Regions from separate parts of the Homo sapiens genome. Here region 1 is linked to region 2. A link is an interaction called in ENCODE POLR2A ChIA-PET data of the cell type or tissue named here. Cell type or tissue: Panc1. All regions are shown on one strand. Links, peaks and the distances in the headings refer to the core of each region. The heading gives the core; the rest is flanking DNA.

Evidence for each region. Peaks named below come from ENCODE experiments on the same cell type or tissue, not always from the same donor. Only the 100,000 strongest peaks of a DNase experiment are listed, where the experiment ranks them.
Region 1: POLR2A ChIA-PET joins it to region 2 with 11 read pairs; 2 of 35 experiments call an interaction of 5 or more read pairs at or near these places.

The regions. Positions count from the first base shown.
Region 1 is chr15:89,692,509-89,698,055 of GRCh38, reverse strand. The region is part of intron 1 of WDR93 (WD repeat domain 93); the gene reads right to left. Among named protein-coding and RNA genes, the nearest start is that of WDR93, 4.5 kb to the right of the region's middle. In Panc1, for the core only: no CTCF peak of the experiment used is centred there; no DNase peak of the experiment used is centred there.
Region 2 is chr15:90,202,507-90,208,053 of GRCh38, reverse strand. All of the region lies in intron 1 of SEMA4B (semaphorin 4B), which reads right to left. It also overlaps the pseudogene RPS12P26. Among named protein-coding and RNA genes, the nearest start is that of SEMA4B, 4.0 kb to the right of the region's middle. In Panc1, for the core only: no CTCF peak of the experiment used is centred there; no DNase peak of the experiment used is centred there; H3K4me3 peaks cover 4,000 bases; H3K27ac peaks cover 4,000 bases.

The sequences.
Region 1 (5,547 bases), core at 858-4,857, 510 kb after region 2:
AAAAAAAAATCAGCCGGGCGTGGTGGTAGGCGCCTGTAGTCCCAGCTACTTGGGAGGCTGAGGCAGGAGAATGGCGTGAACCCAGGAGGCGGAGCTTGCAGTGAGCCGAGATTGCACCACTGCACTCCAGCCTGGGCGACAGAGAGAGACTCCGTCTCAAAAAAAAAAAAAAAAAAATTATAAAAGTGTCAATTGATCAAGTGGGTATAAAAGTCCTAAATGTTTATGCACCTAATAACAGAGCTTCAAAATACACAAAGTAAAAATGGATAGAATTTAATGAGAAACAGGAAGATCCACAATTATAGTCAGAGATTTCAATACCCTCTTCTCAATAAATTATAGAACACATAAACAGAAAAATCTGTGAGGATACAGAAAACTTCAATAACACTATTAAGTAATTTTTTCCAATTGACAGTTACAGAACGCTCTACCCAAAACAGCAGATTGCAAATTATTTTTAAGTGCACATGAAACATTTACCAAGACAAACCATATTCCAGGCCATAAACCAACTCTTACTAAGTTTGAAAGAACTTAAATAATACAAAGTATGTTCTCTGACTGCAACAGAATTATTTTAGAAATCAATAACAGAAATTTCGATGGTTCAATGTATACAAGACCTCAAAATATTAGGAAACTAACACGCTTCTTAATAACCCATGGATCACTTTTAATAGTTTTAATGCTCCTAGGGTAGATACTCAGGAATGGGATTGCTGGGTCATATGGTAAATATATGTTTAAAATATTTTACATACATATTAGAATGGCTAAAATAAAAAAAATAGTGCCAGGTGTGGCAGCTCATGCCTGTAATCCAAGCACTTTGGGAGGCCAAGGTGGGAAGATTGCTTGAGGCCAGGAGTCTGACACCAGTCTAAGCAACACAGTGAGACCCCATCTCTACAAGGAATTTTAAAAAACCACTGGGGTGGGGGTGGCGTGCACCTCAGTCCCAGGTGAGGTAGGAGGATTGCTTGAGCCAGGGAGGTCAAGGCTGTAGTGAGCTGTGATCATGCCACTGCACTACAGCCTGAGTAACAGAGTGAGACTTTGTCTCTAAAAAACAAACAAACAAACAAACAAACTGACAATACTAAGCACTGGTGAAGATGCAGAGCAACTGGACTCCCATACATTGCTGTTGAAAATGCTGAACAGGACAGCCACTCTGAGAAAGGATTTGACAGTGTCTTATAAAGTTAAACATATATTTACCATATGACCCAGCAATCCCATTCCTGAGTATCTACCCTAGGAGTATTAAAACTAACCTATCATCCGAGCACTTTGGGAGGCCAAGGCAGGCAGATTGCTTGAGCCCCGGAGTTCAAGACCAACCTGGGCAAAATGGCAAAACCTCATCTATACAAAAAATACAAAAATTAGCTGGGTGTGGTGATGTGCACCTGTAGTCCTAGCTACTTGGGAGGCTGAGGTGGGAGGATTGCTTTAGCCAGGGAGGTCAAGGCTGCAGTGAGCCATGATCACACCACTGTACTCCAGCCTACGTGACAGAGTGAGGCCCTGTCTCAAACAAAAACAACCACCACCACCACCACCACCACCAATGTAAGTTCACACAAAAACCTCTACACAAATGTTTATGACAGCTCTACTTATAATTGTCAAAAATGGGAAACAATCCAAATGTCCTTCAACAGGTTTATCAATGGATAAACAAACTGTGGTATATCCATATAATAGAATACTAATCAGTAATAAAAAGCAAAAAACTACTGATCCACACAACAACATGGATGAATCTCAAAGACATTATGATGAGTGAAAGAAAACAGTCTCAAAATTTATATGCAGTCCAATTCCATTTATACAGCATTCTCAAAAATGCAAACTGAGTAATGGGGAACAGATCAGTGTTTGTCAAGAGTTATAAGCAGGGAAGGGTGTTATTCAAAAAGGACAGCATGGCTGGGCATGGTGGCTCATGTCTGTAATCTCAGCACTTTGGGGGGCCAAGGCGGGTGAATCACTTGAGGTCAGGAGTTCAAGACCAGCCTGGGCAACATGGCAAAACCCCACCTCTACTAAAAATACAAAAATAAGCTGGGTGTGGTGGTGTGTGCCTGTAATTCCAGCTACTCAGGAGGCTGAGGACCAATAATCGCTTGAATCTGGGAGGCAAAGGTTGCAGTGAGCTGAGATTGTGCCATTGCACTCCAGCCTGGGTGACGGAGTGAGGCTCTGTCTCAAAAAAAAAAAAAAAAAAAAAGGACAGCATGAGGGAGTTTTTTGGAGTGATGGAACTACTTCATCAGTGGAAAGAAAAACATAAAGCTGTCTTTATCTCCAGATGATATGCTTATATAGGAAATCTGAGGAAATCTACAAAAACATTTTCTAGAACTAATAAATGAGGAGAGCAAGGTGGTAAGATACAAGTTCAATATACAAAAACTGATTGTATTTCTATGTACTGGCAATAACAAACCAAACATTGAAATAAAAATACCATTTACAACAGTATCAAAAACATGAACTACTTAGGGATAAATCTGACAAAAGATATATAAAACCTGTATCCTGGGCTAGGCAAGGTGGCTTGCACCTGTAATTCTAGCAGCTCAGCAGGCTGAGGTGAGAGGATTGCTTTGAGTCCAGGAGTTCAAGGTTGCAGTGAGCTATGATCATGTTGCTGCACTCCAGTTTGGGCAATACAGCGAAACTCCCTCTCTAAAAAACACCCACCCACATACTGAAAACTATAAAATATTGCTGACAGAAATTAAAGAAGACCTAAATAAATGGAGAGTGTGATACCTTATTTATGAGTTGGAAGACTCAATTTTGTTAAAATGTCAATTCTTTTCAAATTCATGTACAAATTCAACACAATCCCTATGATAATCCCAGGTGGCTTTTTTTTTTCCAGAAATTAAGAAGCTAACTTTACAACTCATAATTGGAGGACTAACACTACTTAATTTCAAGACTTATCACAAAGTTACAATATTCAAGACAGTGTGGTATTGGTATCAAAATAAACAAACAGATCAATGAAATCAAATAGGGAGTCCTAAATTAGATGCAAACATATATGGAGAACTTATTTTTGACACAAGCACAAAGACAATTCGGTGGAAAAAGGATATTCTTTTCAGCAAATAATGCTGGAGCAATTAGATATCTATATAGGAAAAAAATGAATGCCGATCCATACCTTGCACCATATGCAAAAATTAACTCAAAGTAAAATCATACACCTAAATGTAAAACTGAAAACTATAAAACTTCTAGAAGAAAACTTTGGCAATCTTCTCTTAGACAAAGATTTCCTAGATATGACATTAAAGTATAACCTAAAAAGAACAAACTGGTCATTTAAACCTTTTCAAAAATAAACTTGTGTTTCTTCAAAACACACTGTTAAGAGAATAAAAGGTAATCCTCAGATGGGGAGAAAATATATGTGCAAGTCACTTATCTGATAAAGTACTTTTGTCCAGAGTATTTTTAAAACTCTCAAAACTCAGTAATAAAAGAAGTAACCCGGCCGGGTGCAGTGGCTCACGCCTGTAATCCCAGCACTTTGGGAGGCCAAGGCGGGCAGATCATGAGGTCAGGAGAGCGAGACCATCCTGGGTAACATGGTGAAACCCCATGTCTACTAAAAAATACAAAAAATTAGCTGGGCATGGCGGTGGGCACCTGTAGTCCCAGCTACTCGGGGGGCTGAGGCAGGAGAATGGTGTGAAACCAGTGAGCCGAGATCGTGCCACTGCACTCCAGCCTGGGCGACAGAGCGAGACTCCATCTCAAAAAAAAAAAAAAAAAAAAGAAATAACCCAACAATTTTTAAATATGTGCAAAAAATTTGTACAGATACTTAACCAAAGAAGATATACAGATGGCAGATAGACTCATAAAAAGATGTTCAGCATCATTAGTCATTTGTGAAATGCAAATTAAAATCATGAGATACCACTACACGTATATTAAAATGCCTAAAGTTAAAAAGATAGACCATGAAAGTGTTGTTGAAGATGTACAATAAGAATGCTCATACACACTATTGGGAAACCAAAATAGTACAACTGGTTTGGAAAACAGTTTGGCAATTTCTTAAAACGCTAATGTGGAGGCCAAAGCAACTCCATCTTAGATGCTAATCCTCCATGTTAACTTCTGATTATCCCCAGTTCCAGAAAAACCTCTAAGATTTCCATTTGACTCATTCCTTGTGTAAGAGCACCACTTACTGTAAATATTGCCCTTAGGTCAAAACAACCTTGATGTTATCATTCTTGCCATAAATTCTGTCCTTAAGCAATTATCTTACACATTCCTTCTGAAGCACCTTTCTCTATAGCACAGAAACCCTGGGTCTGGTGGATAATGGCAGGGATCCACCATCTTGTCTTGCTCCTGAGACATGGCTTCTGTTTGTTTGTTTAAATTGTATTTATTTATTAAATGTTTGTTTCTGAGAAACTGGGTATGTCAGCCTCTTGCTTTGGCCTCTCAGCTTTCTCAGACTTTTAGGGGTAGGTTTGCATAGGCCTGTCCCCTGCAGGACAGTTAAACACATTATCTACCATCATATCCAGTCATTCCACTCTTAGGAGTGGTAGAAGGGAACTGAAAACATATGTCCATACAAAGACTTGTACACGAACAGTCATTACAACTTTATTTGTAGGAGCCCCAAAGTGGAAACAACCCAATGTCCACCAACAGGCAAACAGATAAGCTCTCACGCATTGTCAGTGGTAATACAAAATAGGATAGCCACTTTGGAAAACAGTTTGGCAGTTTCTTACAAAGTTAAACATACCATATGTTTCAGCAATCACATTCCTGCATATTACAGTAGGAAAATTAAAACTTATGTTTCACATCAAAATCTGTACTTAAATATTTATAGCAGCTTTATTTATAATGGCTTCAAATTAGAGACAACACAAATGTACTTCAGTGGGTGAATGGATAATGAATTATAATACATTCACATTGTGGAATAAAAAATTACAAACTACTGATGTGCACAACATAGATAATCTCAAATGCATTATGCTAAGTAAAATAAATCAGAAAAGAAAAGAAAACGCTACATACTATATGATTCAATTTATATGATATTGTGAAAAAGGCAGAATTGTAGGTATAAAAAACAGATGAGGCCAGGCGTGGTGGCTCACACCTGTAATCCCAGAACTTTGGGAGCTCGAGGTAGGTGGATCACCTGAGGTCAGGAGTTCCAGACCAGCCTGACCAGCATGGTGAAACACCATCTCTACTAAAAATATAAAAAATCAGCCATGCGTGGTGGCGCATGCCTGTAATCCCAGCTCAGGAGGCTGAAGCAGGAGAATCGCTTGAACCCGGGAGACGAAGGGTGCAGTGAGCTGACATTGCGCCATTGCACTCCAGCCTGGGCAATAAGAGCAAAACTCTGTCTCAAAAACAAAAACAAAAAACAGATGATACACATCTGTGTTTAGAAGCACCCTGTGCTCACCTCTATCATCTAACATATCTCTGTGTTGTACTTATCAGTTTACTGTGTTCCTTGTTAAC
Region 2 (5,547 bases), core at 790-4,789:
TCGAAACTCCTGACCTCAAGTGGTCCACCCGCCTCGGCCTCCCAAAGTGCTGGGATTATAGGCGTGAGCCACCGCACCTGGCCTAATTAAAATTTTTCTAAAGAACTTGGAAGTCAAACAAAATGTATCTCCAGGCTGGCTGTGGCCCACTACCCTTCAGTTTGCAAACTTCTGTCTGAGATGTGTGCCTCAGTCTCCTGTGTGCCACATGTCTGCCAGCTCTGCCCTCTTCCCAACTATGGCCATGCAACCAGGGGCCTCGGCTGGATCCCCTGCCCCGTCCAGAGACTGACCTCAACAGATTTCTTTAACAGATGGAAAAATATAACCTGCAATTATTCAAGGGCTGAGCCGGGTCATCTTGCTGCTTTTGTACGATTCACAGGTGAAGCAGGAGGCAGCTGTTCTAATGGAAAGAATGTGGTTGCTGAATCGAGAACTGTGGCCCAAGGCTTGGTCCCAAACTCTTCTATAGCTGCATGACCTTGATAATGAGTTAGCTTCACTGAGCTTTGGTTTCCTCATCTGCATGAGATAAAGCAATGCACTTCCACATCCAACAGCAGTGCCTGGCACACAGGGAGTGCACCGCAATGGCCGCTTTTATTTGCTCTTCCAGTTGGCCCCCTTCCTAGAGGATGGGCCAAAAGATGCCAAAAAAGAGGACACGAGTTGGCTAATTTGGCTCCTCTTTAGGAGTATGGTAAAATGATGGCTTCTGTCTCCTACCTACCATCCCCACTGAAACCCCCTCGCCACAGGCCCCCCACCTCTCGGAAGCCTGTTAAGACTACAGGATGGGCTTCCAGATGGATCCAGGAGTGCAGAATAGAGCTTCCATGCACAACAAGTCAGATCACAGGCCTGGGAGGCAGAACTCTAGCAGCTGGACAGAACACTCCACCTCTGTGTATCACTCTGTAGCCACTCTACTCTTCTGTGACCATCTCTGCCACAGGGCAGGAGCCACCCCTTAGTGTTCCAGTATTCAGTGCCCAGAAGAGGGTCGATGGTGAGCTAATAAGTATAGAGCCGCTGTGGGCACCAGGCTTTTTTTGTTTTTTTTGTGAGCCAAAGATATTTTCTTCATTTCTTGCATTAGAAGTTCTCTCTGATGACATGCTTGGCCTGAGACTCCTTGCCATAGTCCTTAACTACTATACAACTGCAACCAACCACTTTACGGGGTTTCCCCTCTCTGTCAATTTGACAGAGACCTACCCATTCCCCCAGTTTCTTTTGTCATCAACCTTAATTAGGTTGATTTGGTGCTCAGCACAAAGGGCTTCCACCAACTTGACATACACAGTCTCATCACCGTTGGATGCAAGCACACAAAGATGGGCTTGGCGCTTGTCTAAGGCTTTGGTAGCTTTGCGAATTCCATGTGCTAGGCCATCGTGGATGAGGGCTGTCTTCAACAGCTCTTGTAAAGCAGCATTAATGTCCATTACCCCTCCAGCAGCAATGCCTTCCTCGGCCATGGCAGTGGGTTACGGGTGAAGCCGAATCTTGAACGCAACTGAGCCTGAGCCTCCGTCTCTGCATGACTTGGTGGCAGCAGGGAAAGAGCCACCAGGCTTTTAATTATCTTATCTTACAGACAGGATAGCTGTCCCACATCCAGCACAGGGAGGTCAGAATGTGAAGAGGAGGGGCAGGGAAACCAGCTGGGGAAAAGCATGGAGAATGCAGTCCAAGGGAGCAGACTTCCCAAAAAGCTAATCTGAGGGAAGGCAGGCCTCGACCACAGGAGTCTCGCGTTGTGTTGTTCCTGTTGCCCCGATCCCCAGGGAGGGCCACATCAGAGGCCCCCTGAGTCCTGCGCCAGCCTGAGCACCCATGGGGGTGGAGTGAGAGGCAACAGGCTCTAAGAAGATAAAGGAAGGAGTGATTGATGACATGACCCGAGTCTAGCCTTTTCTCCAGGCCCCGTGCCACCCTCTGTCTCTTGCCTAGAGGATGAACATGCTGGTATATCCAGATATGCCCCAAAAGTTGTGCAAGTTTAGCGCTCTCCTGGGTTGGCACAGAGGTATTTCAACACCAGCTGGATGTGGGTTGTGCTGAAGGCAGAGCAGAACCAGTGAAGGGCAGGCAGGGAGAGGCATGGTCCAGCCCCATGCAGAGGAGGTTCTTCAGGCAAAGGAGGACTTTGAAAAGGCTGAATCAGGAGCACTTAATAACTGGGCTATAATTAAGCAGGACCCCTGGTAATGACCTCCAATCAGCTCCTGGGGGCCTTGCTTTGTCTTTTCTACCAGGGCAGGCACTAAGCCTGACAAGGCTTGGCACCTAGCAGAGGGCCTGCATACCACCAGTGTGCACAAAAATGGATGCAAATAACCTCACCAAGCAAGGCTGGCAGGGGGTTTCTAGCACACCAGAGCAGAAGCTACCTTTTTACTACGGATGCAGCATGTGCCAGGCACCATGCCAAACACTTTACATACATTATTTCATGTAATCCTCTCAGAACACTGTGAAGATGGCCATTATTCCTCTCTTGCTAATGTGAAAATGGGCCTGGAGAAGGCCAGGAGCTTGCCCAAGGTTGTGCAGTTAGTAAGGGTGGCAAGCTACTTTACAAAGCCAGGCTCTGAGCATCCGCAGTTAGAGCGCCTTCCACTCACCTCTGCAGAGCCAAAGAGATGCTGGCCCATAGGACAGAGCTGGGGACAAAGGCTCATGTCCAGTTGAGACCATGTCAAGGAGGGAAGCCAGTAACCGGGCTGAGGGCTCAACAAGCGACCAGCATCAGGGCTTCCCAGGGCAGCCTTGACCCTGGCTGCCTCCTCCAGGGCCAGAGGGCAAGCAGCTGATTTGTGCCAAATGCTCCATTCTCTCTGCTCAATGGCGTTTTGTTGACTGCAGTTTGCAGGCCTGCAGATTTCTGTCCAATCTGCTTCAGAAATACTGCGTCCAGAGCTTTCCCGCCCGGCACTTCTGGGGCAGGAGGGAATTAATAACTCCCTTTAAGGCCGGATGTGGTGGCTCATGCCTGTAATCCCAGCACTTTGGGAGGCCAAGATGGGCAGATCACCTAAGGTCAGAAGTTCGAGACCAGCCTGGACAACATGGTGAAATCCCATCTCTACAAAAATACAAAAATTAGCTAAGCATGGTGGCGGGCACCTGTAGTCTCAGCTGCTCGAGAGGCTGAGGCAGGAGAATCACTTGAACTTGGGAGGTGGAGGCTGCAGTGAGCGGAGATGGCATCACTGTACTCCAGCCTGGGAGACAGAGCGAAACTCCATCTCAAAATAACAATAATAATAACTCCCATTAAGTGTCCAAATAAGGTGGCCCAAAAAGACTTTGGAGGGCCATGAGAGGAGGCGTGTTTTGTTTCTCCCCACGTGGCCAGGCTGGGAAGCACTGGGCGCCATTGTTTCTACTCAGCACCACTCCTGCTCCTGACCGAGGCTTTGGTCCTGGAGCTCTGCATGGTAGTTCCAACGCAAGAGAACCCAAATTCCACACACTTCTTTGAAGTGTTCCTTTCAGAGATTTCCAGCTGACTGTGGAGCCCCCAGTGGCTGTCCCCTCATCCTCCTCTCCCTACTGGCCACTGGGCGAGGCCACAAATCGGCTCCCTGCATCTTAAGCACCCCAGGAATGTGCTGTTCATCAACAATAATTAGGGTTCCCTATGAAGGACCCCAGATGCAGGGCAAGCTGGACGCTCCACTTCAAGGGATTTTGTTTTAAACCACAGACATAGCCCCACTGTCCCTAGGCATCTGGGTCCTTACGGGGCATGGGTGGGAATTCAGTAGAGGAGTGAGTGGCAGGAGGAAAGAGGGGTGTGTAATATCCAGTTCCATGACTCTTTCTCCTAAGATGCATGCAAGGGAGGGCACTAGGGCCCTGGGCCCGGCGTCCCATGGTCACCACGAGCCTGCCCAGGATGGGCACACTGCCAGGAACATCTAATGAGCCCCCTGGGATGAGGCAGGAAACCGCCTTAGGCCACACTCAAGGGTGAGCCTGTTCAGTTACCAGGGCATTCCCCTCTCGGACTCCCAGCCAGCCCTAGGACCTGCACGTAGGTAAGAGTAGGAGGTGGGTATGAGGGCCAGGAGGAAGCCCAGAGAGGGGGCACTCCAGGGTATAGTGGCAACTCAGTCGACTATAGATACGTGCTCACAAGTTCAGGTAGCTAGGTGCCACTACACTATTCCAGGGCTTTGGTGGGACTGGAAAAATGGGCCACTCCGGGCAGACCTAGCCCCAAGAACATAGCAGAAGGGGTCTTTTGCTCCAGGACTCTTAGGTTGGAGAGCTGAGTGTGGACTGCATTTCAGGTCCTCTCAACCCTCAGCTGGGCACCTTGGTACAATGCACAAAATGCAAGCCCACCTACGGCAGCCCTGACAGGTGAATGCTGGTGCGTGACAGAAGCCTGGGAACAGTCACGGGCTTGTAGAAGTGGACCAGGTCCTGCAGCTGCATTGGTAATAATAACCAAGTATTCTAGCTGCTCCTCGGGAAGCAGGTCCCCTCGATTCCCCTCGCTGCTCTCCAGTTTTGCCTTCTAGCTACCCTGTGATTGTCCCATCCAGTTCCAGAGTTGGACATGAAACCTACCGTCTTTTGACATGGTCCCATGAGCTGGCCCAGCTTTCCCAAGGCCATAAGTGGAGTCCATTGGAGCATCTGCCCCCATCTCACCCTGCCTTCTCCCAAAAATGAGAGGGTCTGAGGGCAAAGGGAGTTGTGGCCACAACAGAAGTAGCAAGACAGCAGGCCTGGGGCTGGTTACACCTGTTCATCCTGACTTCACAAGCTGAAGCACCCAAGGGGCTACAGTCAAACTAACACCCCAACCCTGTCCTAACCCCAGGCAGAATCACCCCAGATCTGGGCAAGATGTACAGAAGTAAACTCTGAGCTGAGTAACACTCATTCAGCGGTTCCCGTACCAGGCCCTGTCCTAACGACTTTTCAAACACGAGCTGATTTAATCCTCACTACCTTGAGGTAGGTTCTGTTATTATACCTGTTTTACAGATGAAGAAATCAAGACCCAGAAACTTTAAGTAGCCTGCTCAAGGTCACATGGTTACTAAGTGGCTGAGGTAGCATTTGAACCCAGGTCATCTGCAGTATTTCAGACAGGGGTTCAGGTAGGGTTACTTGAAGCCGCTAGGGCCCTGCCTTAATTTAAGTGCTGATTCTACTATTTCCCTTTGTAAACAGGATGCTTTTAGAGGTGGGGATGCTGTGAGGAGATGGAAGTCTGGGACAGTTTCAGTCTGTAACCTCTAATTCATACATGCTTTATTCCAAGTCATACAATATGACAACCAACAAGTTAAAGGGCTTGCGGATACATCTGTTGGGCACTTATAAACTTCATACCCGAGTAACACACCTTGCAAGGCACCTACGACTGCCTATTTTGCAGATGAGAAAGGTGGGGCACTGGGAGCAGAAGGCACTTACTTGCCCAGTGGAAGAAATGGGCTTGGGATCCAGGACCCTCTGAATCTAAAGCCCAAGTGCCCCAAGAAGAGCTGGAGAAGCAACCGGATGGAAGGGAAA